2 separate regions of the Mus musculus genome follow, and region 2 is linked to region 1. Evidence: chromatin loops called from intact Hi-C (ENCODE). Cell type or tissue: left cerebral cortex. All regions are shown on one strand. Each heading gives the region's core, and the rest is flanking DNA. Links, peaks and the distances in the headings are about the cores only. Region 1 holds the start of Gm51699 (a long non-coding RNA gene). Region 2 holds the start of Tcaim (T cell activation inhibitor, mitochondrial).

Evidence for each region. Peaks named below come from ENCODE experiments on the same cell type or tissue, not always from the same donor. Only the 100,000 strongest peaks of a DNase experiment are listed, where the experiment ranks them.
Region 2: a loop joins it to region 1, with 2.7 times the contacts of the local background. A loop is called at or near these places in 3 of 42 quality-filtered maps.

What each region holds. Positions count from the first base shown.
Region 1 is chr9:122,728,258-122,744,079 of GRCm38, forward strand. Gm51699 (a long non-coding RNA gene) reads left to right here and starts at 10,766. Exons shown (of 3, transcript XR_003948282.1): 1 at 10,766-10,941; 2 at 11,216-11,391; 3 at 11,829-12,286. In left cerebral cortex, for the core only: a CTCF peak has its summit at 8,679 (motif pointing right); a DNase peak (open chromatin) is centred at 8,702.
Region 2 is chr9:122,797,468-122,813,289 of GRCm38, forward strand. It overlaps Topaz1 (testis and ovary specific PAZ domain containing 1), which reads left to right. Exons shown (of 20, transcript NM_001199736.2): 18 at 190-393; 19 at 1,935-2,124; 20 at 4,381-4,668. The coding sequence ends at 4,600. It overlaps Tcaim (T cell activation inhibitor, mitochondrial), which reads left to right and starts at 8,080. Exons shown (of 11, transcript NM_001013405.2): 1 at 8,080-8,221; 2 at 11,300-11,369; 3 at 14,291-14,426. The coding sequence starts at 11,311. In left cerebral cortex, for the core only: no CTCF peak of the experiment used is centred there; DNase peaks (open chromatin) are centred at 8,100 and 8,280; H3K4me3 peaks cover 1,643 bases; H3K27ac peaks cover 1,415 bases.

The DNA.
Region 1 (15,822 bases), core at 3,993-11,992:
CTGCATACAGTTCTGGAAAGCTCTTTGACATTTATGCCCTTTCCAGACAGGATGGCATATTCTGGTAGGTGCAGAACATAAGTTGTAATGATGCCTGTTGGTGTGTTTCAAAGAAAAGTTCATTGCAAACAGGAATCTGATTATTTGAGTTCAATCTATTGGGCACCTTAAAATCAGAATTTGACATATTAGTTAGAATTGAGATAGTTCCCACTCAAAAGCTCTTTGCCACTGGTCTGAAAGTGAGTCTTTGAGTCTTGAACAAAGATTTAGTGGAATGGTTCACACTTACCGGAATTCTGTCAAGCACATTCCAGAAGGAAGAGGGCCCAAGCACTAAATGATCCTTTTATGTTTTAAATTCCAGCCAGGAAGACAAGAGGCAGAGTTCCAGATCCACCATTTAGTGTGTGAATTATGTATGACTTTATATGAGGCTTTCTGAGAGCTTCAAGTTGGTGTCTAACCACTAGAAAGGATGTCACAAAACAAATCTACATCCGTGCTGATAATGGTGACAGCCATCAGCGCTGTGCCACTGATTAAAGAGAAACTTATGAAATTGCTTCTGGTCTCATCGTAGAACAACAGCCAGCATTATTAATGTGTGTGTGTGTGGGGGGGGGGTCTTCCAATATGCCTGGCAGATATCTGAAAGCCTCAATAGTACCATATCCTGAATACTCTGGGTTTCCCCCACACCTACACACCTATGATACAGCTTAATTTCCAAATTAGTCATGGTAAGAGATTAACCATAACTATTAGTTATAAAACACGATAATTACCACAGTCTGCAATCAGAGTTATTTAAAATTTGTGAATTGTTCATTTCTAGAGTTTCCTACTTGAGGGTTTGCCATGGTAACAGAAACAGGAAGGTAACTGTAGCTAAGCATGGGCTCTGTTCATATAGGGCATCAAACAGGCCAGCTCCTGGTGAAGCAAACTGTGTTTTTATCGTTTAGCTACATCTTAGGAGGTGTCTGAACACCACTCCTGACAGTGAGGAGTACCCAAGCAGGATCTCTGTAAGACAACAGAGAGATGGCCCTGATGTGAAGGGGCCTAAATTCTTAGCCCCTCAACACACTCGGCACACACTTGTGAACTTCACAGCAGAGTTCCTCATGATTTAGATGCTGGGGGATCTGTGGGCATTGGGAACTTTAGTATGAAACTCTTGACCATGGCTATAAAGCAAGCCAAGGACACAGTCACCCTGCTGCCTGATGCTCTACAATTGTAAAATGGCCGAAGGGAGCAAAGCCAAGTAGGACAAGAAGTGCCATTTAACCAGATCTAGGCGCATTCGGCTTCTGGTTGTGCTGTGGCAACGCGTGTGCATGTTGAGAGCGTATGGGGCAGGTTCCCAGCTCATACATAGAAATCCTGGGCATAATTTTACGTCTTAGAACAAGGTAAAATTTAGGAGCAGTCCATGACTGTTAACAGCCTTTGGCATAAGGAATAGCCTTTGGCACACTGCCATCTAGTGGCTACAAAGGAAAACTCACAACACAGAAGGAAGGCTTGAGGATTCTGGGTCCTCTCGTTAACTCATTCAGGGGACTTGTGCTGTCTCATTTCGGGTCTCATGAAAAGGCACTCTCCACGTCTAGATGTTGGGCCTGAGGAGAGTGAGCAGCAGGTATCTCATCTCCATCCTGGTGAATCACAGCCTCCACCATAACTGCCGTCTATGTCTCCACTGCAGCCTCCACCATAACTGCCTTCTATGTCTCCACTGCAGCCTCCACCATAACTGCCTTCTATGTCTCCACTGCAGCCTCCACCATAACTGCCTTCTGTCTCCACCACAGGACCCTCCTTACATTCCTGGTCACAACCTGGAGAAGTGTATACTGTTCCTACTCCTTGTACAGAGCAGGAGGGGCAAAATGCCTGTCTTTCTTCAACACCTAATGCCAGCAGGGTTCCTTTGGTCTGTCTGTCTGTATCCCTGAGTTACCTGGGCTTCTAAAGAGCATGAATGTTCTTCATGCCACCAGGGAACAGCAGTCTTTCCCAAGGCAATGCTGGGAAGAGAATGAAGCCAAACCCTCAAGCTTCCCCCTCGCATCCTCCCAGCTACCCCACACTCAGATGGCCTACGTGTCCACAGAGTCTCTTCCCTGTGACAGTGCCGAGCTCCTATAGACTGCTGCAGACAGAGCCTCCCCACTGTGTTTTGTGGGTCCCATAGGCTCATATGTTTGAATGCTTGGTCCCCAGTTGGTGGATCAACATAACAAGAGCCAACGATTGTGTGTAGATGCACATATGTGCGCGCATTGAAGTATGCTTTGCTGAGTTTTCATTTCCAGTATTTCTGAGTTTTCACTCCTAGTCTCGATTACTCTGCTGAATTTCTTAGCCACATTGCTGGCTTTCTTATTCAGGTTTCATGTCGACTTCTCGCCTGCTTATTTATTTGAATAAAGTAACACTTTTTTGGGATTTCGGCATCTCACTGAGAAGCCATGTGCTTTGGATGAGTCGCACTGCCTGCATTTTCATATTTCTTGTGTTTGTGTATTGCAGTTATGCATTGTTTGGAGATGGATCTGTGTTTCAGGGGTCTCCTCACTCTCTTCCCTGCTGTTTACTTTATGAGGTCCTTTGGGAGGCTTCCCTTGGGTTTATGATCCTTACTACCACTTAGAAGGGAGGAAATGGCTGCAGTATTAAAAACTACAATTTGGGAACAATCAAGGTATTAAAGTGTAATAAGCAGGCAGCCAACAGCATTAACTACAACCTCAATAAGGTCAGAAAGAAAGAGCCAAGATACTAAACAGGATAGGCTATGACTCTAAAAGTTAATAAAGGTTGTAATTATTAAGCTGTAAAATAAGAAGTCAAGTGTGGCCATTCATGCTTCTCATCACAGCACTTGAGAGGTTGATCAGGGGTTATAAAGCAAGGTATGCCATTCACACCTATGATCCCAACACTTGGGAGGGTGAAGACGGCCAGCTTGGGTGATATAGCAAAATGCAGCAGCCAGCTGAGCTACACACATAGGGACACTCTCAAACCAAACAAAAGAGAAATGAGCAAGATAACAAATAACTAAAGATTTTAAGCCCACTCCTTGGTAGACAAATCTCTAGGAATCTTGACTTTAGTATTCCTATGGGGTAAAGAAGTCAGAAATAAATATAAGTCTTTGGAGAAGGCTCGGTGAGTAAAAGTACTTGCTGTGCAAGCATGAGGACCTAAGTTCAAGTCCCAGGCCCACACAAAAGCTTGATACATACAGTACTTATCATCTCAGTGTGCTCCTAGTGTGAGAGACAATTCCCAGAAGCTCATAGGCCAGCTAGCCTGACCTATATAGAACAACAAAAGAGAATCTGTCTCAAGCAAAAAATGAAGACTCACACCCAAGACCGTCCTCAGCCCATAATCAAGCAGTGGGTACCTGCATGTTCACATGTGGATATATACATACGTGTGTGTGTGTGTGTGTGTGTGTGTGTATTATGTATGTAGATGTATACATACACACACACATTTAAAGAAAGAAAAAATTGTTTAAAGCAATGGATGAAAAATTGGTTTCTCTTGTATGTGTGACAATGGTCCACTAACATCTCATTTTGAGAACTGCAGTAAACTATTCATTTGCAAATGTATGTATGTTGATGACATTGTTTCAGAAAAACACTATTTTCAGAAGGATGCAAGAAGGGGAAAAGAGAGATTCTGGATGGTTCCAACCTGTGTGAGTATTAACTGAGAAGATATTTCAGCCAAACGTGCAAATATTAAAGAAAACATGTCCATCAGATTCCTAGAAGAAAGAAGACGCTAAGCTCTGGGATCCGTCTCGTTCCAGCTGTTATGACTAGCCTCAGAAAAAGTGTGTAATTAACCCACTGTAAAGGAGAAGATGGGAAGGCTGGCAGCAGTACTTCCACATTACAGAAAGCCAGGTGCAGTTAGAAACCATACTTCTCGGCCACAGAGACCTGACGTCTCTGCGTTTGCAGAAGGCAATGGAGACAAGGTTGCTGCAGCCCACAGAGATGACATTTGTGCCAGCTGGCTCAAGAGGTCTGGCTGAACACTCCAAGCAAATTCTCCATGCAGAAATTTGCACTGGTTTCATAATGGTTAGGTAGGTATCTTGGTTAGTTTTTTTTTTTTTTTTTTTTTTTGTCAACTTGACACCAGCTAGAGTCCCCAAAATGCAAATTTGTAGGACATTTTCTTAATTAAAGATTGATGTGGGAGAGCCCAGCCCACGGGGAACAGAGCTACCCCTGGGCAGATGGTACCTGGTGACAGCCATAAGAAGCAAGCTAGTCTTCCTCCGTGGTTTCTGCTCAATTCCTGCCTTTGGCTTCCTGCCCTGACTTCACCTCATGATGAACTGGAAGCTGGAAGCCAAATAAACTCGGCCCCCGCCACCACCACCCCAAGTTGCTTTTCCGTCCCTTATCAAAGCAAGATAAAGCAAACTAAGGCAGTAGGTGACTCCAGCTCAATAAAGACCTAGTTCTCTGAAGCAAAGGGCTGTGCTGTCACCTCCTCATGACCCATCAGCTCAAACTTCAGCGGGTTACTAACCTGCACGTGGAGCTGCTAGGATTTTAAATCAACGGTTGTTTGGGAAGGTCAAAGCAGAACCAGAGTCAGCAGTCAATGTTTAAACGCAAAATGCTGCTGTTTGCTTCGTCTAGTTGGTGCGTTAACGATGAAAATACTCCGTCAGCACCAGGTAGATTCACCGAAAATCAATTTTGCAAACCTTCTTTACCTCACTGCCATAACTTCTTGCCTGTGTTCTGCCTCTTACTCCGGTCAAGCCCATTGTGGTAAGAAATTGCTGCTTTGCTTGTCAAGAGGTCGTGCTTGCAACGATATTCCAACAGCTTCAATTTACGGAAGGTTTCTGTATTTTTCAAAACATCTAAGTCTCATTTTTATGGCTGTGAGGGTAACTTATTCGCATCAACCCATCGTGCAAAGCGACTTGGTGAATTTTGAAAGTCTTGAGTTTGAGTAACAGGTAAGAGGCGGGCAGTTCACCTGGTCACATGACCTATATGCTCGCCTGGTCACATGACCACTGTGCTCGCCCACTGGACTCAGGTTACTTTTAAGTTTTAAAGGAAAAGGTAACATGGAAATTATGCATTAACGCACACAGCACTGAGTGTCACCAGCCACTAAGTCACAGGAGAACCACAGCCATGGTTCTTCCCTCTACCCTCCGAGAGGCTCCCCCACACCCCGCCCCACCCCCTCTTAGCTCCGCCCCTTTTCCCTGTCCAATCGCAGACCTTCTCTACGCTAATGTAGTTGAGCAGGGAAAATTCTGCAACAAACTACTATAGCGATGGCCTTCCCCTTTCAGGGACCCTTGGGGCGTCTACAACAACCCCTAGAGCGATAACTAAAACCAGGTACTGGGAGTTTTAAACAACAACTCTATGGCTTTTGGTCGCATCTGTTTTTCCCCTTGCAAGATACCCTTTTTGACTCTTTGTGAACTTTGTGCCTTAGACTTACTCTTTAAGGTGCCCTCACATGTCTCTCCAGTGGTCTTAGGGTTCCTATTCCTGCACAAAAACATCATGACCAAAAGTAAGTTGGGAAGGAAAGGATTTATTCAGCTCACATTTCCACACTGCTGTTCATCACCAAAGGAAGTAAGGATAGGAACTCACATAGATAGGAACTTGGAGGCAGGAGTGAATGAAGAAGCCATGGAGGAATGCTGCTTACTGGCTTGCTTCCCCTGGCTTGCTCAGCAAGCCTTCTTATAGAACCCAGGACTATCACCCACAATGGGCCCTTCCACCTTAAACACTAACTGGGAAAATGCCTTACAGCTGGATCTCATGGGGGCATTTCCTCAAGGGAAGCTCCCTTCTTTGTGACAACTCCAACTTGTGTCAGGTTGACACACAAAACCAGACAGTCCACCAATCTACCCATCACTGAGGATAGCACCATGTTATCTAGATAACAACCTTTTCTCAGAGGATGTGCAGGACAACCCACCAACCTGAATCACAATCTCATAACAAATAGTGGGATCACAAAGATAACCTTGGTGAAGCACTCTGAAAACCCGTGTCATCTGTTCTGAGCAGCCTCAGGTGGCCCCAGAGTTTCACAGCTAAAAGATACGAAAGTGGAACACAAGCAACAGCTAACACAGCACGAAAGGCCCCATCCACTTGTGCCATTTGCTTCCTCCACAGATCAAGGCTGGGTACCAAAGAGTGCGTGAGGAGCTCCTCCATGAAGACTCCCTCCACTTCCACCCTGATTGACACAGTGAACTTGGCTTAATGTGATGAACCCTACCACCTAGATCTAAGGGAGAAAGTGGCCTGCTCGCCCCTGCCGCATCTGCTGGCTTCCTGGGTCAGAGAGACCCTGGGTTGGCACACTGGCTTCCCATTTATCATACCTAACTGTTAGGTGAGTTTCTAGCTGGGTAAACCATCACCACCTCTAGCATAACCTTTCATAAGGAAAATGAACCCCCTTAGTCTGGGGATAATTACCCACCCTGGGACAGACTTGATCAACTTCACCTGCACTGTTCTATGTCTTCTGTGAACTCCCCCTCTGGCTTTAAAGCCATCCAGAAGCCTCTTAGTTTGGGTTTCTTTTCTCAGGTGCTGATGGCCACCGGCCCATGAGGGAGGAAGGAGCAGAAGCCTCCAGCAGGGTTCCGTTGTCTGTGAGTATGAAGGAAGGACTTGAGAGACAGCTGCAGTGAGGCAGCTCAACTTTATTGTTCCAGAGGTAGGGTGTATAAGGGCTGGGGGCGGGGGGGGGGGGTACTGGAGGAAAGGGCTGGTTGGTTATCTCACAGCACCTAATTATCATACGGTGAGAAGCCAGACTGGGACTTGCGTGCTGAGTCATGCAGTCATGCACAAGGCCTTTCTTTACATAAGGTCAGGCATCTATGCTCAGAGACACTCTTCAAGTAAAGTCAGGTACAGAACAGGAAACCCCCGCTGAGAAAGGGAGTCCTCCACTTTGCACCGAGCTCGAGAGCTATATGAGTGTGATACCAGGAGTCCCCAACATCTTAGCACACAATCAATTCTTTCCATTTCTATCAATTTTCTCCTTAAGAACTCCAGCTCGACACTAATCTTGCCACACTTATCTTTGCGCAATACAGGCCTCTTCCTCTGTTTCGACTTTCTTTCTTCTCCTCTAGGTTGCACTTTTTCTTTACAGGCACTTGTTGCATGATGCTCTATAGCACGTAGGTCTGCCAAAGCCTCTTTTGGCATAGATCTTTATAAAGATCTTGCCCCCCACAAAAAGAGCTCAGCAAAGCTGCCTTGCAGTCCTTATTGAACCCATCTCTTCTTTAACTCCTCTATGAACATACTTCTATTTGGCCCAGTGAATTGGAATTCGAACACAGCTTTTCTAATTCCCAGTCCCCTCAGCCCCCGGCCCCTGGCCCTTGATCTTTATGAGAACCTCAGATGAGGATTAAAGTGTCTCTAATGTCTGCTGAGCCAGTCCATCACACTGTCTCAGGTTAGACAGCCCTTGCCTTAAGGAGGAATGGATGCTACATTACTCTGGTTTTCTGCCTCCACAGCAGTCAAACTGACCCCATCAGCTCCTGTGTCCCAGAACCTCACAAGCTACACAGTGGCAGGTTGTTTCATTTATTGTTTAAAAGACTTCTCCGGTTCCAGCAGGTCACGTGCTGAATGTTTCCTGGTCACCCCAGTTTCTTGTATAGGACCACTGTTAAGGTCCCCACTGTTAGGCTGAAACCCCCTGCTCACTGCTGCACAAGCTGGGAAACCTCATCTGCCCTCCTTGCCCCAACCCACCCTGCGCTGAAAAACTCCAAACAAAGGAACTCCCAGTTCTCTTCTTGGCAGCTGTTGAAACATCCTGCCCCTGCTGCCAGCCACCCAAGCCCTGCCTAAGTGCTCAGCTCTTGACCATATGTGGGCACAAATCCAGCTTGTGGCTGATGCCATCACCCCTCACCTAAGGTCTATAAAACCTCTGCCCTAGCCAGGCTGTGTGACTTCCACAGCTCAGTTCTTCCAGACTGATGAACTCGCTCCTAATAAACCTACCATTATCTGCTTTTAGCCTGGTCTTATCTAGCCTGTATCTGAGTCACCCCGGGAGAAAAAAAGCCCATTATCTTGGTGACAAAACCAGGAGGATTTAAGCCCTAGCCCAGTAGTCTGGGCCCCTGTTGTGTGGTGCCCACTCCTCTCCCTCTCTCTCCCTCCATCAGATTTTCAACTTAGGGTAAGTCACCTTTTCCAGCCTAAGAGGTATTGGGTGCCTCTTTCAGATCCAGAACCCCTGGGATTACCTGCCAAGCAGCAGCCGATCCAGAGCAAATTCATCCATTCTGGAACAAAGACAGTCTTTATTCTGGGTAGCCTTGGGATTTTGGAAATGTTCATTCCAAGGCTACCCCACCTCCCACTGTTTGACCACAAGCTGTTCTGAGGGACACCTCTTTGGTTTCCAGAACAAGCTCAGAGATGGACAACGCTGAGTCTAAATCCGATCCTCAGTCACCTCCTGGATTGCTTGCTACTAAATGTATCCAAATTTGTCTCAAACCTTTGTCCAAAATGCCAGATGTGTTCTGGCAAATGTTCTGTGGCCTGGCTTCAGTAGCTAATCTAAATGGCCACCAGAGGGCACTCTTGACTTTAACATCCTCCATGATCTTAATATTTTTCTGCCTGTTTGTGGGCCGACGGTTTGAACTCTCTTCTGTCCAGGACTTTTGGGGCCTGAGCTCTTGACCCTCTCTCTGTAACCAACCTTCTATGGCTCAGGTCCTAATAGTAAGGATGGTCACACTCACATCCCCCTTACCTCCAAGGACTCAAACTCCAAATCAGAGTCCCCTCCTCTAATGGAACCCCACCTACTCCTCCCCTTTCTTCACCACAGCATACTCACCTGTTGTTCCAATTGCAATGGCTGCTCCAAACCAAGTTGCTAATTTAACCACCCCTGAGGCATGTACAGATCTCAGTGACCATTTTTCCCTTAGGTCCATGTAGGGCTACTACTACAACAATCCCCAAAGCCTCACCTACCCTCCACTGCCATGGATCCCAAAACTTGTTCAGCTGCAACACGCCAACAGTCCCACCTCCTCGCTGACATGGCTCCAAAATGCCCCCTCATTTCCGTCCAAAATAAGCAACAATGCAATTTATGGCCTTGTGACAGCAGCTCCCTCAGCCAAGGTCCTTTGCCATTTTCCCCACTTGTTAACCCTTTCTTGTCCTGACTTAGCCTTCAGCTTAAACCTAATCATACAACACTTATTATAAACTATAGTGGGTTGGCCTAATGCTGCTTGTATTCTAATGCTAATTTGGGGCCCTCAAGATGGGTGCCCCAGAGATGAGAGTCTGCACCTAAGCCACTGAGTGACCCTGACCCCATTTAATTGTGATTGGTAAATAAAGATGCCAACAGCCAATAGCTGGGCAGAAGAGACATAGGTAAGGTTTAAGTTTTTCGGGCTTAGAGTGAGAGGATCACAAGGAGGAGGGAAGGGGCAGAAGGAGCCACATGGAATGAAGGAAGAATGAGCAGGAGGGAGAGGAGAGCTGTCATGGGCTAAGAGCCAAGAGAACATGGCCCAGAGGGCTGCTCTATTGGAGTCAAGTGCAACCCAGGTGAACTACAGTAAGGGATCAATAGGAAGGTAGACTCTAGTAGCCTGGAGGGTAGGCAGTGGCCCAGCTATGGTGCTGCTTAAGGCTATTTAAAAATATAAAAGCTTTGTGTCTTTCATCTGCTAACATAAATGATCTAAGGCAGGGTAAAAGCCTCAGGCCAGGATTTTTAATATTTTTTACTACAATAAAGTATTAAAATAATCAAAACATACAACTTAATTATCAATTACCTCATAATCATATTCACAATATGCCATATATGCTTATAGTTATGATTAATTACCAACATAAGTTTTATTTGGCCTCCTGTGTCTATGTTTTATATACATGAAATTTGGTTCTCTCTATATATGTTGTAAGGATTCATGAATCAATGGAGAATGATACCCCAGACTCAAAGAGTATGCAAAAGCAGAAAGATATATTCTACAGTAATCCAGCATGCAGGGGACTACCATTCATCAAAATGGTAACTAGGAGGTAAGCTCACAGGTTCAATTTAAAGCTGAATAGGGGAGTTCCAGGGAGCGGTAGGTGACCTCTATCATGACTGGTTGGCTTGGTCTCTAGGGCTATGGGTGTCTTTGGGATTGGGATTTGAGGAAGTCTGGGAACTTTCCAGAATCATTGCTGGGAAGACCTGGAAACACTCTGTTTTTACCTCAGGCCAGATGGCAAGACAGTTCCTGATTGACTGCCTGAAAGCTGTGGTTTTCCTAGGAACTGACTTGCCCAGCCTTGACCAGTTCTGGGAAACAGAAATTTAGGCCTAGTCTCTTGAACTGCCAATTTGGAGCCTGTCATGGAGTTAGTCTGGCTAAGTCCTCTCAATGTAACCTAGATTTAACTATACACACATTCCTTGGATCCAACTCTCATTTACAGAAAAATATGTCTACTCAAAACACAAATTTTTAAAATAACAACCTTGTGGCTCTCCTCTACCTTAGCTGCTGACCTCGCCAGGATTAAGTGGCCACAGGGCTTGTGACTTCACCCCCTTAAAATGACCACATGTTATAAAGCAACAATCACAAAATTTCTTAGTCATAATGGACTCTGTTTATTTTTGTATCTCCTTTTAGACTAAGAAAGCAACTTACTCCAGAGACCCAGTAGAAAAGTCCTACAAGGGATGGAACAGTGAGCTACGCCCCCAGACACAAATGCTTGACACCACACCCTCAACTTCATCATTCTGTGGCCATCAGTCACATAGGCTGTCCAAGCTCTACCCCCACAGTTACCTGGAAATAGCCAGGTATGCTCCTCCCACAATTACCCTGCAACAGCAAGGTAGCCCAGCCCACTATAAAGGGGTCTGCTTGGCCCCTCCTCACTCTCTTGCTTCTCTTGTCTCTCTTGCTTTCTCTCTAGCCCTCTTGCTCCCTCTCTCCCCCTCTCTTCTCCCCGTTTGCCACGTGACCATGGCCAACCTCTACTTCCTCTCCCCGCCCCTCCCCGCCCCTCCCCTCCTTTCCCCTCCCCTCCCCTCCCCTCCCCTTCTCTCCTCTCCTCTGTTTTCTTCTCATCAGGATCCACCTGGCTGGAGCAATGGAGCAGGTTTCCCTCTAAGGAGCTGTGCATCTAATCTCCAGTTGGGAGGCCTTCCTGCGCTCTAGCCATGGGCTACAGCCAAACCAAGCCACCTGCTGAGCTAGCAGACTGAGCTAGCCAGACTCTGGACTGTTGGAGACCATACCGTGAGAAAGTAAGCCTTTCGCAGTCTCCCACCCTAATAAGCCAAATGGCCTTGTGTTAGGAGCCGGTCACCTCCTCCTCCCTATCCCTTCCTGGCACCTAGACCCTAAAAATTTGAATTATAGTCCCCTCTTCCTTATCTCTTCCTGACTCCCAAGACTTCTAAGGACCTGACTTATGTGCTGAGCCCAGCTTGACACCCCGGGCTGTTAAGGAGGAATCTACACTCCTGAGATAAGACTCAGGGTGCCTCTTGCCTGCAGTCAGAATTCAGCCTTCCTGTCCCCAGGTGCCTACTACTTTGTTCTTTGTTAATTCTCCCTCAGCCCCTCCCTATTTCTCCTCACTGTGTACTTATAACCTCACTTTTTCAGCCTAATAAACTTAGACCTTGACAGGAATCGTCCTTGATCTCTCTCTTTTTTCCCCCACCCATTTCTCTTGCAGGTTTGCGGTTCCCCTCGTACTCACAAATAACTGGGTCCTGCTGGTCGGGACACTGGACGACCCAGAAACCACCCAGCACCTCTCATGCCCCTTTTCCCTTCGGCCCTGGGACACTGGTGCCCCAACTCTTTCTCAGCTCTTCCTCTGTGTCCCAAGAGCTAGAACCTGTCATCCCTGGCTTCTGTGAGGCCCAGGGACCCCAGACTGCTCCCTCTCCACCCCCACAGACTGGGGTTCCGTGGCTTCCCATAGCCAGACGGCCACCCAGGCAGCGTGAAGAGCACGACGTGGTAGTTCCCCACATCCGCCTGCCCAGAGCCCCGGAGCTCTAGTGGGACGAGGGTCATCTCTCCCACCCACTTTATTTCCCCACGTCTGGCGCCTGACACTATGTCTTCACTAATTGTTCAACACTGAACTGCTAAAAATGCAGATAAGTAACAGTATGCTTGATAGGTATAGTATATTTAATAATAAAAATTTATAAGCTCCTAAGGTTTACTCATGTTCACATTAATATCTGTCTAGCTTCTTAGTCTTTTAAGGTTTAGCTGTTTGGATAAATACCCTTTCACCCACAGAAAGGCTATTTTTATTTCTTAACTGTACTTATTTTCAGGATCAGTAAAGTTGCCAGTCTCCTTAAGGGTGATATCTATGATTCAAAGTTTTATTTTGACACTAAAAGAACTTCAGTTCAAAGATCGTTATTTTTAAGGCTCAAACTATACAGTAATAAAGCTTGTAGAATCTTAATATAAACTATTAATTAATCAATCATTAGGGATTATTAGGACATGCAAGTTAACAGTCAGTTACTTTATAAATGATCATATTCTTTAATGTGTTCAGAACTATATTTGTACTACACTAAATACTAATGTAATTAATTACAAAAATAAGCCTTAGTTAGCCTCCTGTATAGGTTTTCAAACTTAAGCCTATGTAAAAGGAATTAAGCATTCTAGCTAGCCCATCTAAAAGACACACAATCCAGGTATTTCATTTACAAGTAGTAATCCTAGATGGGGCTGAATAGATCTATTCCAACTCACATCCCAGCCATATGTCCATTGTTACTTGCTGTTTCCCCTGGCCACGTGCTCACGGTCCTTCTCCTCTCATGGCAGTCTCCTCTTCTGTCCCCTTTCTTCTCTCTTAATTTAATATCCTTCTCTGTATTCAACTTTATTTAAACTCCTTTCTATCTTAGTGCCCAAGCGTACTCTCAAGCATAGTGTATCTGCTCAGAGGTTTCATCCTGGGTTATGTATAATGTGCTAGGGAGAGCCATTATCAGTTCACCCATGGGAGCCCCGCGTCTAAGGAGACTGGCTGCTCAGAGCAGCAGGACACCCTATTTCATGTTAGCTTTCCTGAGCTGCCATTAGTCTTCCTGGGGCAGCCCCATGTCTTACAGAGACTCTGCTGACTGCTCAAAGTACCATGATACCCTACTTTATGCTTGCTCTCTATAACTCTTTACTGCTGGAGGCATGCAGCCTGTTTCCCGAGTGGCAGCCTCTGTAACACTGACAGAGATCCTGCAGGTCTTTGTGTGTGCTCAGCTCTGGAGCAGAATGTCCCAGCTCTGGGCAGAGATGCATCAGGGCTTGGTGCATGGTTGGTGCTAGAGGCGCAGCTGTACCTTACTTAGCTCATGCTCTTCCTTGGAATTGAAAGACCTCTGAAGGGAGACCCTCACTCAAGTCTCAGGATAATAGCAGACCCCACGAACTCACAAGAGACCAAACCTGATGCAAACCACACGAGGCTTTTTTTCGGGGGGAAAGCCAGAGCTCTGGGGACAACTTGTATCCCACACAGGGGTAGAGGAGTCGACCCCGAGGGGGAAGGGGTCCCAGTTTTTATAGGCCCTCAGGGGGGAAAGGAGAAGGGAGAGTAGGGGATTTCCAGATCTAAACAATATCTATTCTCAAGAAATGGGTATGGGAGGGGTACAAGGAAAGAGTCTGGTGCAGGTGCAGCAACTCTGGATTGGCCCCGGCTGTGGTTGCTGGGGAGATTTTCTAACTCTTCCCCAGCAACCAATATCACAAACACCTGGCAGTGGACTTCAGCAGTGGGCACACACATGGGTTCAAGGAACGGTCAGAACATTGGCAGACACACAGGTTCAAGGAGTGGACAGAGCATTGTGCACCTCTATTTTTCTAAATCAGTGAAACTACTTCTACTAACAATGAAATCTATTTTGCCAATTTCAGGGCTTCTGTGACCTTTTACATTCTGTCAGGATCTTTCAGAATCATATTTGCCAAACTAGCATGTGTTCTGACCCTTGTCCTGAACTATGCAGGGTTTTTTTTTGGGGGGGGGGGAGCAGCGTTGCTAAGGAACCATCCCTCCCAACCCACTTTCCTAGACACCGTCATGGCTTCTAGCTTAAAGGGACAACAAACCTTTTATCTGGGAATCTGAAGTCTAATTTGGGTTATAAGTAAGTTCTTGCCTCATGTTGGTTTGCCAAAATGTTGTGGTAAATATCACTTGGAGGTGTCTACCCCATGATAGCTTCCTTCTTCCCCTGTGTCCTCTCTTCTCTCATCTTTGAAGGTTACTATCTACATGAATTTATTTTTCCTTCCTTTTTCTCTCTTAATTGGTTAGCCATCATGGGGTAGAGGGATTATGAGCTCATAGCCATGAGTGCCAGCCTGTTGGAGTAAGAGCGGCCCAGGAAGAACATGGCAAGTGATATCTCGGGGTTATTGACAGGGAAGTAGACAAAATAGTACAGAGGGTTGATATCTGCCCAGCTCTAGTGCTCTAAGGCTTATTATAAATATAGGGACTTTATGTCTTTTATTTGGGAACTAAATGATCTAAGGTGGGGTAGGAACCCCCAAATAATGTCTACCACAAAAAGTCTAGGATGGATAATTAAAAACAAGCAAAGTTTGTCTATGCAGATATACTTTAGATAGATAGAATGGTCCTTGAATACTTCATGGATCTGCAGAATATGACATTTAAACGTTTAATAAAAAAGTTTTTCATAACAGACATATATCAGCTCTTGGTAGCACCACTAATATCCTCCAGAGGAGATGATGGTCACAGGAGAATTTCCACCTGACACTTGCTTTAAATGTAAAAAAACTGGATACCAGACTATAAACTGCTCTTTTACCTCAACTACTGACTGCACACTCTGAAGACCTTGGGCAAGCAGGACACTGGAGAGTTGATTGCCCCACTTTGGAGAGAAAAGGTGGGGCAGTCCCCCAAGCTCCTTTTCCACAGGAAAGTCTGTCAAATCTTCTGGGCCTGGAGAGTGAAGATGGATAGATGCCCCCATTGACCATAGAAAGCCCTTGGCTGAGTGACTGTCCAGGTAGCAGTAAGCATCAGTCGGTTTTAACAGACTTGCAAGCTGCTTGGTCAGCACTTCCTGCTTACTCAGGTGAAATTTATCCTCCTCAGGATTTCTGTTCAGTTTGAAACTAGATTAATGAAAGATTTATCAGTTTAACAGCAGAAACCAAGGTCTCAGCAGACTCCTCAGTTCTCTTTATGTGTAAAACTCAGGCTTCAAACCTCACTTTTCTAGAGCTGCCTCTACTAGGTCTAGACACAGTCTCTCTTATTAGCAGACTCAGGAAGCCAGTTTCAAAGTAACTCTTTACTGTTCCTCTATCTAAAGGAACTCGCTTTACTGAGACTGCTCCCAATAATCAACCACCCAGGTCTCATGGTGAATAATTAGATAGGAAAAGATATCAAGTTTATGTAAGTTCTGAGGATACAGAAGCTTACGTTGTCAGGATCTAAGAAAGTGTTTTAGGGTCTAAAAAGGTGTTGTAAGGTTAGTAAACACAAGTTATAAAGGTTAGAAGACATAAAAGCTTAAATGGTGATAAAAATTATTTAAGGTATATTTTAAAAAGTGAAAAATGCTTCACATTTTTTTCTCCTCACTATGCTACTCTACTTCCTATATGCTACTCTGCCTCCTATATGCTACTCTGCC
Region 2 (15,822 bases), core at 3,236-11,235, 68 kb after region 1:
GCTTTTGTCTAAAAGATTTTTGTTTCTTACTTGAAGAGTATGAAAGATGATTGTACCTCGGTGAGTCTGACTTCTGCAATGGAGAGAAGGGGCTGGGGCTACCAAGATGGGGGAGAAAGTTGGAGATTATTGGTCTTTATGTCATTGATCACTTCTCACTTTATTGTATCATTATTTTCCTCATTTCAGAAATGATGGGGGTTTCCCAGTCCAGCCTTCTTTTTAATGAACTTCTGGATGCCTGTATAGAAAGTAACAGTCTTGGCATATCGTCTTCTGTAGCAGAGTTCATGGTTGCCAAGAGCATCCCTATTGACTTTTCCTTTCTCAGGAGACTCATCACTTCCTTAGGAAGGAGTTGTTTGTGGCTCAAAGCCAGAGCCCACTACAAAAGTACGTTCCATTGAAATGTTTCAGTTAATATGTTGGTTTTGATTATTCTCTAATCCAGGATCCATCTATAATATTTAAAACTAAATTTCTACACATGAAAAATAATGGTTGGTAATATTCAGAGGCAGACAGTGGTCGAACAGATCTGTGCTTTGTGTGTGTGTGTGTGTGTGTGTTTGTCTTTTGTTTAAAAGTGTCTTTTTTTTTTTCTTGGAATGTTATCAATTCCAGTAAAAGGCAAGCAAAGGAAACAAAGGACAAATTTTAAAATAAAATAGTTTGACATATTTTAAAACACTTTGTAAAAGTGTTGGATGGAGTGAAATTTAAATATTTGGGTATCAGACATCCTGACTACCCCACCTGAACTAGAAGTGTTTTCTCAAACTCCCAGCTATGATCACTTTTAGCAAGTGATAACTTTTCTTCCCAATGAAATGGGAAAATAATTAGGTTGCATTATAGGTAATAAGTTTGTGTTTAATACACTTTTTGTTTTTTGGAGGGTTCTTTGGGTTTTGATTTTTTTAACACAGTCTCATGTTTCATGCATGCACACACACATAAATATAAGTTTAAATATGAAAATGTTACTGGAACATTTTTAGATTATGTTCAGATATAATTCTCAGAGATTAACATCATCACCTACACTGGGGTAATTTCTTGAAGGGAAAAATAACCCCAAACATTTTAAACAAAATCTATTTTCAGATTTAATTTGATCTTGATAAACTATATATAATATTGTCCATGTTCAATTGGATAGTTAATCCTAGGAGTATTAACTATCATTTCTAATAATCAGCCAAACAGTTTTAAGCTAAGTCAAAATTGTTCTCTCGAAAGATGAAGGTTTTTAGACTTGAGCCAGTGACTGTGGCAGCCACATGCAGGCTAGAGCTGGGCTTTGTTCTTGTGTTCAGCACTTGTCGGGCAGAGTAGGAGCAGTGATAGCCACATGACTTGATGGCACCTCTAAGTAAACTCAGACCGCCGCAGTAGGTATTTAACAGAAGTGGCATTCTCTCATTAAGTTCTTATTTTTGTATTTGTAATTCAGTGTAGACAGTGACCATAAAAGCATAAAGTTGTTCATAGACCAAATCCCATTAAAACCCAAATAGCTGTTCTGGTGATGTTCCATTTAGGAAGCTTTTCTTGTTTTGAGCTAATCTCACTATATGTAGCACAATTCATCCCTCCAACTTAGTCCTTTTGCTTTAGCCTAATTGCTGAGATTACAGGCACGTGTCACTACACCTGGGTACCTTATTAATTCTGAAATTATGACATATATGTTACTATGAACTTGAAAAACATGGGCACTTACTGCAATAAAACTCAAAGGCCATTTTTCAGAGTTTTCATAAAGAGCAGTGTCAAATTGTCAAGATGCTTACAGTCATAAAAGTTGTAATAAATCTGCAAATGTAAATAGCTACCCTGACCTGTAAGTGGCTGTCAGATGCGGACAATCAGAAGCCATAAGTCTTACCCATTGAAGTTTGGTGAAGTGTGACCTGTTGTTTGATTTTCAGGTGCTCTTTCACTGGGTTGCTACCCACCATTAGAGGGAAACTTACACCGGAAACTTCTCCTGGTTCCTTCGTATCTATCTGAGATTGAAATGCTTTTAGCTATGGAAATATTTCTGGTGTCCAATGCTAGTGGCATTCAGAGTGCAGGAATGGGAGCGCCCACACAGGTGCTGCAGATTGTCCTGAAAAGGTGGGTTGATAGCACGCCAGCCGTATTCTGAACATAGATGCAGCTCTATGCCTGCCCTATAGTGCAATGTGTGCATATATATTTATTTATACTCTGTATATGTAGTATAAACTTGGCTAACATTTAAACTGAGAAAGAACAAGACCTACTGCAGGCTTAAAACCAAACAAATGAAGGAGCTAGGGGTGAACTTCAGGGGTAGAGTGTGTTCACCAAACAGGTTAACACCGCCCAGTAAGCATGTTACTGGTTTCAAAATGTTAATAGTTGTCTTAAAATATGGATCTTCTTTAAGTATCAACCTTTGTGTTAAAGAGTATGGTACCTTAGAGGGTCTTTATCTTAAAAAAGTAGCTATGAATCTTATTTTTATTTCTTATAGATCTACACAATCTGACATAAATGCCATGCCAGTGTGGACACTTACACAACCCACAACCCTTATCTCTGGGAAAGTCCTCAGTTTTTCATCTGTAGAATCTTAATTTTTAAGTATAAAATTTAATATAAAACACATTTTAAAAATAAAAAGGGTACTTGAGTGCCAGATTCTCCCAGAATGAGTGATCCAAGAGAGAAAAGACTAGGAAAACTCAGGTACCTTTTGTGACTTCTCTCAAGAAAGATTGTGAAGGTCTGAGATTTTACCCATTTGTAAACTGGTGTGCCACAGACCCATGAGACACAAGATTCCTATGTTGGAGACAGGGTACATTCTTGCTGAGGAACAGCAAGCAGCCAGATGGTCAGCTTATCATCCCAAAGTCCTACTGATAGCCCACAGGGACACTTGAGCAAGTGGCAGGTTCCCTGGCCCAAAGGCAGGCCCAGGCCTCAAGAACCAAAGCCTGTTTTCCATTTTCTCTACTGCCCAAGGCTGTCTGTCAGAAGTCTGTCTTTTGCTCCAGGAGAAACCACCTTTGTCTTCCAAGTTCTTCACTATTTAAAGATGCTTGAAATCTGGAAACAGGAATAGTCAGTGTCTCTAACAAAAGTCCCCCAGGCCAGTTGGCCCCTGATTGTTTGCTGACATCCCATACTCAGAAATACTGCTTTCTTCAGTTTGTTTCCGAGTCAGTGTGGTACAGCCTGTGTTTACAAGAGGTCATCCTTTTCCTTGCACCTTTTTTTGAAAACCCACTGAAACTAGCCTTTGTTCTACAGCTCTACTTCATTAAAGGATGGACTTCCTTTATTTGACACCATGCACTGTGTGGCATGAGGTGTCTAGGTTTTATTCTTAGACGAATTTGATTTTCTTCTTGCACCCTATTTCCCACAGTTGCAGCCTCTATTCATTGTTGAGTGAGGGTAGTCATAACCCTAGTCTATAACTAGTGACATATCTAGATCTTTAACTTTATGAAGGCCAATATGTTTTGTCTTGCTGATGTGCTGAGCCCTGCCTTAGGTTACTAACCTCTATAGGTTATCCATTCTTAGACTTTGGGAATATGCCACCTGTGCAGGTTTCCAATCTATCAGGCTCTAAAGTGCCTTATCTAATTTAGGAGGCCCTAGAAGGTGCTTGGATACTCATTCTTCTTTTGAAGCATGAGCCTCATTTAGGTCACCAAGTAGCCTACACTGGTGTTAATTTGGGTAGAACCATTCTCAGAACTTGATGTTCACTGACATGCAAGGTACCAAGGGCAAGAATTAGTCTCATACTTTAAATAATTTTAACTATTTCCTTTCTTCACAAGAAAAACTACCATAAAATAAAAGTTTCATGCCAGTAAACACAATCACAATTGATGCAGATGGAGCTCAAAAAAAATAACACTTAATAAAGTACCCATCAGGGCCAAAGAAAACCATTTAGCTCTACGGCTTGTTACTACATGCTAGCTGAATATTAAGTACTTGCTTGAAACTAGAAACTACTAATACCAAGAGAACTGTACTTGCTTGAAACTAGAAACAACTAATACCAAGAGAACTCTACTGTGATTGTAATTATTCAAGCTGTATTGCACTTAATACTAACATATACCTTAATATTTATACTTACTAGCTTTGAAGATACAAACACATAGGGTAACTAGCTGTGTTCTAGATCAGTGTTTCTCAAACTAACAATTGCTACTGGGTCCTAATATAAAATGTCTCTCATACTGTAAGCCATGGTTCAAAAGCTTAAGAATCACTGCTTAAAAATGCCATGATAGTTTAGAAACAATAAATGCAGATGAATTTCCTACAGAAATGACATGGCTGTTTCTGAGAATTTCTGCCTTTGGGTTCACTTTATAGATGTGAAGAAAGCAAATCTCGAAGCAAGGATGAATATCAAGCTGCAGTAGAAAGATTGGTCATGGCTGCTCGAATATCGGACCCCAAGCTTTTCATTAAGCACATGACTGTCAATATTAACAAGGAGCAGGTGTACAGTCTGGAGCACTGTTCTGCTTTGAAATGGCTGAAAGAGAATATGAAGTGGGCTGGAAAGGTTTGGCTTTTCACTAACCATTAGTAAAGGGTTGTTGTTGCATTTTCTTTTTAAGTTCAAATAATCATTGTTGAAAATAAAAGAATAAAAATAACTCATCGTATTCAGCATTTGTATCTTATTGACACTAGAAATTATCAAATAGTTTTCAAGCAAAAAAATTTCATTTACATGCAATGGTTTTATTAACAAAAAGTGATTTTTTTAAAGTGCTTTTTTACTTAAATTTAAAAGGACCTAAGTATGGAAAATTCCTCTTTGGTAATTTATTCAGAGTAAAAAGCAACACTGGGTGCATTTAAACATCAGTGCCCACAGTGCGCAGTGCAGTAAACTAAAGAGTCACCAAATGCCATGACTGATTTTGACCTAGTCAGCGGTACTACTGCTGGAGTAAAAATAACAAAAAGCAACTCAGGGATAAATTGTTTATTTGGCTTGTGCTTCCATATCATAGTCCATCACTGAAGTCAGGGCATGAACCCAAGCAGGATAGGAACCTGGAGGCAGGAGCTGATGCAGAGGCCATGGAAGAGGCTGCTAGTGACTTGCTCATGGCTTCCTCAACCTGCCTTTTTTTTTGTTTTGTTTTTTGTTTTTTTTTTTTGTTTTTTTGAGACAGGGTTTCTCTGTATAGCCCTGGCTGTCCTGGAACTCACTTTGTAGACCAGGCTGGCCTCGAACTCAGAAATCTGCCTGCCTCCGCCTCCCAAGTGCTGAGATTAAAGGTGTGCTCCACTACGCCCGGCCTACCTTTTTTTTAAATAGATATTTTCTTCATTTACATTTCAGATGTTATCCCCTTTCCTGGCTCCACCTCTGAAAAACCCTTATAACACCCACTCCCCCTGCTCACCAGCTCACCCACTCCTGCTTCCCTGTCCTGGCATTCCCCTACAATGGGGCATTGAGCCTTCTCAGGACCAAGGGCCTCTCCTCCCATTGATGACCAACTAGGCCATCCTCTGCTACATATGCAGCTAGAGCCATGAGTCCCTCCATGTATACTCTCTGGTTGGTGGTTTAGTCCCTGGAAGCTCTGGGGGTACTGGTTGGTTCATATTGTTATTCCTCCTATGGGGCTTACAAGCTCTTTCAGCTCCTTAGGTCCTTTCTCTAGCTCTTCCATTGGGGACCTTGTGCGCAATCCAATGGTTGGCTGAGAGAACCACCTCTGTATTTGGCAGGCACTGTCAGAGCCTCTCAGGAGACAGCTATATCAGGCTCCTGTCAGCAAGCATTTGTTGGCATCCACAATATTGTCTGGGTTTGGTGGTTGTATGTGGGATGGATCCCCAGGTGGGGCAGTCTCTGGATGGTCATTCCTTTAGTCTCTGCTCCACACTCTGTCTCTGTATCTCCTCCCACGGGTATTTTGTTCCCCCTTCTAAGAAGGACAGAAGTATCCATACTTTGGTCTTCCTTGAGTTTCATGTGTTTTGCAAAATGTATCTTGGTATTCTAAGTTTCTGAGCTAATATCCACTTAGCAGTGAGTGTATATCATGTGTGTTCTTTTGTGATTGGGTTACCTCACTCAGGATATTTTCTAGTTCCATCAATTTGCCTAAGAATTTTATGAATTCATTGTTTTTGATAGCTGAGTAGTATTCCATTATGTAAATGTACCAAATGTATCCATTCCTCTGTTGAGGGACATCTAGGTTCTTTCCAGCTTCTGGCTATTATAAATAAGGCTGCTATGAACATAGTGGAGCATGTATCCTTATTACATGCTGGAGCATCTTCTAGGTATATACCCAGGAGTGGTATAGCTGGGTCCTCCAGTAGTACTATGTCCAGTTTTCTGAGGAACAGCCAAACTGATTTCTAGAGTGGTTCTACCAGCTTGCAATCCCACCAGCAGTGGAGGAGTGTTCCTCTTTCTCCACATCCTCCCCAGCATCTGCTGTCACCTGAATTTTTGATCTTAGCCATTCAGACTGTTGCGAGGTGGAATCTCAGGGTTGTTTTCTAGAACCCAGGACCACCAGCCCATGGATGGCACCACTCACAGTGGGCTGGGACCTCTTACATCAGTCACTAAGAAAATGCTTTCCTGCAGTGTGATCTCCAGAGGTGTTTTCTCCATCGCGGCTCCCTCTTCTCTAAGGACTCTAGCATGTGTGAAGTTAACATAAAGCAGCAGCACAGACTGAAAACACAAAGATCCAGGGCACCCCACCAAATGTCTAAGTTACCCTCCTAACAGCTCCCTTTCAGTGGGTCTCATATGACTATTACGTGTACGTTGTGGGAGGAGCACACATCCATGTGGATTTTTGCAGGACAGCGTTTTTGGAATCTGTTCTTTCCTTCCACCTCCATCTAGTTACGGTAATCAAACCACAGTGGTCAGGCTGGAGGGTCTGATAGCAAACACTTTCATCTGTTGGTCGACCTGGCAGCACAGTACTGTATGCTTTATGATAATATGTGACTAAGGACATTGCTAATGAAAATATTTTAAACAAATGTGCCAAAATATAAATATCTAACAAGGATTGTCCCAAAACACTAAGAAGTTAAAACTTCAGAAGTTGTCAGGTGGTGGTGGCCCATGCCTTTGATCCCAGCACTCAGGAGGCAGAGGCCAGCAGATCTCTCTTCAAGGCCAGCCTTGTCTACAGGACTACACGGAGAAATCCCGTCTCAAAACAAAAAACAAAAACTCCTTCAGAAACCACCTTCAGTATCTGTAGCCTATTCTCTTTAACATAGTCCTCACTCTAAATAGTACTGTACGCCACAAATTCAAGTCGTCTAGAGGGGAAAAGCCCTAAATAGGGTAATAAATGGGACAAGTATTTAAAGGAGTTCTCAAAATGGGTAGAGGCAGTGTCCTTAAATCTACAGTCTCACAAGGGCAGGAAAATTGAGTCCCAGCACTCTTAAGCTTGCGTGACATGTGGCGCACACACTGCCTCAGAGACAGGTGGGCAATTGTAAACTATGCTCCTGCAGACAAAGGACACGATGTGGGCCGCAAGGTCGTCTTCAGGAGAATGAAGATCTGAGAGAAGGGGTGGGATGGCTTCTTGCTGGTTGACCAAGCCAAGAGGTAGCAAAGCGAAAAGCAGTTTATATTCCATCATTTGCAGGTCTGGAGATCAGTTACAGACGTCCAATAAAGCAGTAAAAAGCCCATGCTGAGTACACTGAACGTTTAAAAACAGCCTAGTAAGGAGTCGCGATGTGTCATGCCTGTAATCAAAGCACGTAGGAGGCTGAAGCAGGAGAATTGCCGCAAGTTCAAGGCCAGCGTGGGTTACAGTGTGAGCCACTGTCCCAAATAATTAAACTATCTCAAATAGATTAGATTGAGGAAAAGTCAAGTGGGAAATGTAAGCCAGAGGAACCGGATCTTTCACACTCAGCTGCATCTGGGAAGCCTACCAAGACTACCAACGGCTGCTCAGCAAGAACTGCGTCACCAGAGCGCCTTGCATAGCTCCGCCCCTTCCCCCCTCCCCACCAGGGGCTGCGCGTGCGCGCTTTGGCCCCGCCCCTGCCTCCCGCTACTCCTTTACCTTTGCTTATCGTCCTCCCACCTGCCTGCCAATCATCTTTCTCCCTCAGACCTAGTCGGCCGGAAGAACCGGCTTGTGTCTCCCGAAGCTGCCTTCGGAAACCCGCAGATAGCGGGGTAAGGACACCGCTTTGAAGCGGGGTGGGAGGCCGCTGAGAGCCGACGTCCTGGCTGGGAGCCGCTTGCCGGCCTTGCGCAGGCGTTCTAGGAGGAAGGTCGGTCCGCCTTAGCCAATGAGCATGGTTCGTGCGGCCTGCCGGCTCCAAGTGTCGGGGCGTCCAAGCACGAACCCAGGCCTCTGAGACAGTGGGCCAGACCTGTCAGGAGCTCCCTGCAGAGCGAAAGTTGCCCAGGGACTCCACACTTGCCACACAGGCCTTGGCCTGTGCGTGCTGAGGCGTAGGCGAGGCTGTCAGATGGGAGCTGGGTTTAGGCTGCTGCTGGGAGAGCCTTGAGGCTGGTGGGGCCCTGGGAGGAGCTGCACCCCAAGTTGCGGACCTGTCCATTCACCTCTAGACCTGTAATCAAACTTATGGCTAAGTAGACTCTCAGAGGGGAGTCTGAGGCGTAGATTACTCAAGTGCACTTCACCACTAAAGAGCTTAAGGAGTGTGCTAATTCATTCAAGACATCTGTGGAATGTGTGTGTGCGAATGGGTTTAAGATTGTAGGATAATGGTAAAAGGAAACAGGATCAGGCTGAATTTTATCAGTTTGAGACCACCGATTGGAGATTCCAGATTTAATGTGGAGTTCATATAGTTTTAAAAAGGTGTCAAAGTTTGGTTGGCTGGTTGGTTGGTTAGATTTGTCTACAGATGGCCTACTGAAAAGGAACTGGAGATGCCTGCCATCCCTTGGCTTAGTGTTGATGAAGGAGTTTTAAGCTCAGGGAAATTGCAGTGCTAGAGTGGGTACTCTCTGAAAAACCTGATCCCTCATAATGGAAAGGCCCAGAAGACATGCCCTACACTAACCTATAAGATGAAAATGGTTTGAGGGGGCAACAGCAGGTCCGAAGAGTTTTTGTCGTAATTTTTTCTCTTGTGCCAGATCTTAGGGTTCAGTGGGTGTAATTGGACCTTGGAGTAGCACCAGTGCCTGTATATATTAGGTCAGGCTGGGCCAGAAGTGCCTGAATCCTTCTTGAAACTGTAGAGTTTGTAGTTATGATTTAACTCTCCAGCAAGATACAAAAGGAAAGCTAAAGAATTTGTTATCTAGCCAGGCGATGGTGGAGTGTCATTAATCCCAGCAATGGGAGGCAACAGGAGGCAGAGACAGTTGGATCTCTGTGAGTTCAAGGCCAGCATGGTCTACAGAATGAGGTCCAGGACAGCTAGGGGTGTTACACAGAGAAACTTTGTCTCCAAAAACAAACAAATGGAACTTGTTATCATTGATATGTCTAATACTGTCTCCTGGTTTTGCTCTGGTTGTTTACTTGGTTCCCTACTCTAAGTAGAAAGCCTAAAAGCATTTTTTTTTTTTTAAATCCTGGTCTCTGGGTGAGAGGGTGCATGCTTTTAATCCCAGTACTCCAGAGGCAGAAGCAGGTAGATCTCTCTGAGTTGGATGCCAGCCAAGTCTACAAAGTGATATCCTGTCTCCAAAAACAAACAAACAAACAAACAAACAGAAAGGAAAAGAAAAGAAAGGTAGTTAGGTATGGTTTTATCATTACTTGAGAGAAGAATTTTTTTTTCTAAAGAAAAATTCCAAGATAGTTACAAAGGGAAACCATAACTAAAGTGAAGTTAGTGTGAAGTTAAGTTAATTGAAATAAGTTACTTTCAAATACAGATTGTGCCAAGGGGCCAAAGCTCAGTGTTGAAGACCTCTATTTGATAATTTCTGTGCTTGTCAAAAATAATGGACAGAGGCTGTTAGATCTACAAAGCAAGTTCCAGACCAGCCTGAGCTACGTAGAGAGTTGCAGACCTTGAAGAAAGAAAGGAAGGAATGGAACAGAAAATAATACCACTATTAAGTAGATTCGGGTAGTCATTTATACTGGCTTGTAAACGAATTTTATCCTTCCATATCTACCTTCTGTCCACACAGTAGATCATTTCTTTAGGACAAGGCTCTCCAGGGTGCCCTCCCTGCCCTATAGGTGTAGCCTCAGGAAGTCTCCTGTTACTCTGAAAGTCGGAATCATTGCATTTACTGCTTTGTTTTACAGTTATCTACTTGTGTCTGTGTCCTGCTTCTCTACCCTTTCCTCAAACTAAGTTTAGTGAACACAACAAATGCTCGTTGTTTTACCCTGGACCTAACATGGAAGCACTGGTGAAGTGATAAATTAAGGACTCAGAATGCCTTCTGAGTCTGATGAGAGAGTTAGGAGTGCCTCTTGTCCATCTGTAGCCTACCTGAGGTTTTCTCTAAGTGGAAGGGCAGTGTATTCTGTGGAGTACTGGTAGCCGTCATGAGAATCTGTCTGCAGACAGAACTCCTGCAGCTGACATAGCTGCAATAGACTGTTAGGTCTGGTATCTCTAGCGTTTCCCAGAACCTGCCCCTGTGCTAAAGCAGTGTCTCCAATCTTCTGAGTCTTTGATTCTCTGTGTAACTGACTGCAGCAATTGAAGAGACAGACTGAGTTCTTTCAAGGATTTTACTCAGTTGAAGCTGAGATCTTGATTTACACTGCAGAAGAACTTATTAAGAAAAGGCTTTCATTTAAGCTAAGGGTGCTAACAGAAAAAAAAATCTCTTCCCACAAAGGTAGTAATTATAGAAAGTGTTCATATTACATATCAAATATGAATGACTATAGCCTGGGAAGATATATTCAGTTTTCCCTGAATAATATATTCTAACATAAAAGCAGTTACATGGGCTTTTAGTCACAGAACAAAAGAAAGTCATAAGTAGCTTGTAGCACTCTTCCAGAAGGTTACAGAAGGTTAGGAAGTTGGAAGAAGGACAACACACACACACACACACACATACGGATTGTATCCCCTCCTGAAACTACGCCAAAATAAACTCTTCTTATATTGCAGGGTTTTGTTTTGTTTTTTAATCACAGCAACAGAAAAATAACTAAACCACATCCTCACACGTAAAACGTTTTTAAATATTTTATTAGGTTAATTCTTTAGCATTTCACTTTGAGGATGGTAACATGGTGGTGATACGTTTTTAACCTTTCACTTGTTCAGCTCTTCTGTTCACTTTGTCCATTAGGCAATTAATGGATGCTTGGAAGTTGGCGTGCTTATTCGGAAATGTTTTGCCACTTGAGGCCTTTGAGGAGGTAAGCGCTGTGGTCCACTCTGTTTGTTTAGAGGAGGGTCTGTTGTGTATTGAGCTAATTTCAACTTGCTTTTCAGATCTCAAAACTGTATCATTTTATGGTTTTAGGCAGGAACAAAAAGAAAGAAAGAAAGAAAACTAATAAGAGTAGCCGAACTGTCTAAGGCTCCATTCAAAGCAGGAGAAAACAGTTCCAACAGAATAGTTCTAAATTAAACATGAAGAGGGAAAATAAATCAAGCCTCTCCCAGAATGGTATTAAGTTCCCAATCTGCAGAGCACATACTTTGATGCTTTAGAGTTCAAAGAAAATGACTATAATAATTATGCAAATTCTCCTCCTGGTACGCAGTAGATGTGCAGCACATATAAGTAAGTACAGCTTGGATAGGTGGGAGTTTGAGGGTTTGTAAATCATGTAAACGGGAAGGCTAAGGGAGATCATTGGAGCTTGGCTGAGGGTTCTCCAGAAGAGATGATGAGACAAAGTCTCATATATATATAGCCCAGGCTGGCTTCATATTCATTATGTAGCCATGGCTAGTTTTGAATTCCTGATCCTCCCCTCTCCACCCCACTGGAGTTACAGACTTCTAAGTTTTTATAAGGAGTATTTGAGAGCAAGTTAAAAGGATTGATTAAAGACTCAAAAATGGGTCTTGCCTTGTAGAAACTGTGGAGGATATTAAAAGTATTTGTATAAGAAATACAATTGCCCCACTCCCACCCCACCCTGGCTCTGTACCCAACCTGGGCAGCACAGTAGAGCTGGCCCTGGTGGCTAAGGTGCAAAAGGGGCCCTCCCTTGCCTGATGCAGCATTGGGTGAGCTAGCCAGAGTAGTCATGGAGCGCTCACCTTGGTGGTGTGGCAGCAGGTGAGCTCCGGGACAACCAACTCAGCTACCTCCCAAACCCAGATCCATGGCTTTGAGTTGATCCACCCCAACATCTACCCGATCCATGATCTGCTAGAACATGTGAAAGAGCCTGTCCTGCAGAGCCAAAGCTGCAGGATCTCTAAGACGCAGAGCAAAAATGGGATATTCAAGAAGAATCCTAGTGACGATTCATTATAGATAGTTAACAGAAGCCAGAGGCCTTGAAGCAGACCGATGACTCATTGCAGTGAACATTTGTAAGTAAAGCTATGTTGACGGAAGGGTATTTAGTGTGACCCATTGCAGCTTCCACAATGAGATTTTTTTTTTAATTCTATCTTATTTTCTTTTCTTTGGGGAGCAAGTTGCAAGGGCAGAGGGTAGATGTGAAGGGACGGGAGATGATTGGGGTTGGGATACATGACGTGGGACTCCCAAAGAGTCAGTCAAAAGTTGTTTGTTCTTTAAAGTAATAAGTTTTAAAAAGAAAAAAAAAACAAACAAACAGCAAATAGCATTGTTTGGGAAAAGACAGAGAAGCAGGCTAGTGGGGAGGCTATGCAAGCTGTGTCAGCGATGACAGTCTAGTAGCAGAGAAAGTAGGACTGATGTTAGGAGATAGTATAAAGAGAAGCTGCTAGGCTAACTTGAGGACAGGCGTGAGTGGTGTGACCTCATCTGGGTTTTGTGCTTTGGCAGCAAGGGATGTTATGCCACAGAATCAAAAATAGCAGTGTGAAGGTGGGGATCCCAGTGCCTTTAGAGGTCACATCAGGAAGGTCTCAAGTTTGAGCCACCTAGGGATACGTTAAGGAGAGGAGATGAGTAAGGGCTGAACTATCTTCCTTGCTGTCCATCTGTCTGTCTGAGACAGGTTCTCACTGTGTATTACTGGCTGGGCTCAGACTCCGGTTTTCATACTTACATAGCACTTTACCAACTGAGCAATCCCATTAACTGCCTTATTTATTATTCAAACTCTTTTACTGAACGATCTGTACACTTATTTTATAAAAGGCTCGGATACATGCAAAATAAAACAAAGTATCCTGAAAATATACTGGTGTTTGCCAGACTGTTAAATCTTCTGTAGGCTGGAGAGATGGCTCAGAGGTTAAAAGCTCATACTGCTCTTGCAGAGAATCTGAGTTCAGTTCCCAGCACCCATATCAGGCCACTCATAATTGCTCACATGTGTCCAGTGAACTCTTCTGGTCTCCAGACACCTGTGCATATTTGGCATTCCGTCACACAAATGCACATAAAGAAAATAACAATCAAGAAATCTTCAAGTTAGTTCTATAATCTCTATCATTGTAACAGTATAAAACATGCCTCACAGGTTGCAAAGCATGCCCAGCACTGTAGACACTTCTATGTAGAATAATCAGAATGGAAATGTAAATTACAGTATTCAAAGATAGGCATTGTGGAATTGCTCCCTGAGAATCATAAGTCATTTCCTTTGGACTAAAATACTGTAATATTATTTTCATTGAAAAGATTAAACAGTACTTTAAGAACATTCCAGACAGTTTGAGACACGACTTAAGAATGGGAATGTCGCCAGGGCTATACAGAGAAACCCTGTCTCCAAAAAAAAAAAAAAAAAAAAAAGAATGGGAATGTCTGTCAAGTTGTCTGATTAGAATTCCGTTATCACTCTGGTAATGAGGAAACTGAAGGACAGACATCTTCCTCTTGCTGCTGAAGTTCTCAGGGCATTCCCCACTGCCCTGGAAAAAAGTACACTGATGTAAACTAAGGAAAAGAAAACAGAACTTGATGGAGAAAAGTGTCGTCACTTGTGAACCCAGCTCCTGGAGAGCCATGGAGGGGAGTTCTGCTCCTACGACTACTGCTCATGCTGCAGTGAAGGCTTAGAACCACCATGGGAAAACCTGACAGATTGTAGCAAATCAGTTTCTACCTTGTTCTCTGTTTTCCCCCTGCATGGTACATTTAGGTTGGCTGCACCTCCTACATGGTGATGTATGGTGGATGGATGGATGTCACAGAGAGTAATCCCTGTGTCTCTGATAGGTTCGGCCTGAGGAAGGTCCTCCCTCATTGGCTTCACTACTCTCGAGCTTTATCAGGGGCAGAAGCCATCAACGCCTTGAGGCCTTTCTACTTTGCAGTGCATCCTGATTTCTTTGGACAGCACCCCAGGGAAAGGGTAAACACTTATTTTTTAACTTATTGTCTATATGTCTAGTTGATTTACCTTTGAGGCAATAGAATGCAGAAAGTCCTGTAAGTTTGGATTATTCTCTCATAATGGTTGACACAGAAGCAGTAAGTACTAACTTGAAAAACAATAGTTTCCAATTAGTAAATTTAGTGAACATTTGTAATAAAGCAGTTGAAACCATTGTTTATTCAAAGCTGTCATTATTTATATAAGCAATAAAGTTGCCACATAAGCTGAAGAGTGTAATAATAATGTTTCTGCCGTCGTTTTTGGAGTAAAATAAGGCTTGAGAGGTCCGGTCCCAGTTTCCTTTACCCCCATTCCTGTTCATTTGCTACAGATCATTGTATATATTGACTCCCACGAGACCCTTCCACTATTTCTTCTAGCAAAATTAAAAACATCAAAAGTAACTTTGAAGATTTCAGTTTTATTTTGGGTAGAGTTTGGGTTCCGTTTTTTATTTTGAGCCGGGTGTCATTTTAAGCCTCAGATTACTCTCAAACTCAGACCATTTCCTCCTCCTGCATAGCTTCCCAAAGAGTTTGTGACCACGATCTAGCCCTTCTGTTTTGTTTTGTTTTGTTTTGTTTTGGGGGTGTCTCACTAGGTGACTCAAGCTGACCTCAAATTTGCAGTGAATCCAGTTGGAGTTGGATGTAATCTTGCTGTGACATCTGTCACTCGGCAGGTGATCTGGACGGCTAGGCAGGTGTCCTTTCTATCATGCTCACTCTATGTGCATCCATCTCTCCAAAAGCTTAGTGCTTTATTAAAAAGGATAACGTTCTGTGATCAGATAAACTTTTGGATCATCTGGTATACCCTAGTAGCTGTGCTCCGTACCTGAACCTTCAAATTCTCAAGGTCCAAGTGCTGAGATTTTAGGAGGACGCTGCTACTGCATGAAGCAGGACTTAGTACCACAGTGGCAGGACAGGACCTAACTTGCTTAGAGGGCTTTCTGACCAAGTATGTCATATGATAAATTCTAGAAACAAAATGCAAAATGACTTCTACTTTCAAGACATGTGTGCAGATAGAGGGATTTAAATGATCAAAAGCAGTTGTTATTGTCAGCAAGGCTAGGAGGACAAAGCCAGCCTGGGTTAGTGAGAGCCCTAACCTTATCTCAAAGACAAAACAAAACAAAACAAAACAAAACAGTTGTTATTAATCTAGGCTTAGAAGTATACAGCTTTACAGCACTTTGGAGACTCAGGCATATAGACCTTAAATTCATGTTCAAGGCCTTCCTGAGCTTAATAGAAATACTTAGAAAAATAAAATAAGGCCAGCAAGTTAGCTCAGCCAGGAGGGTCATTTACTGCCAAGGTAGTCAACCTGAGTTCAGTCCCTAGAACCCACATGATGGAAGGAA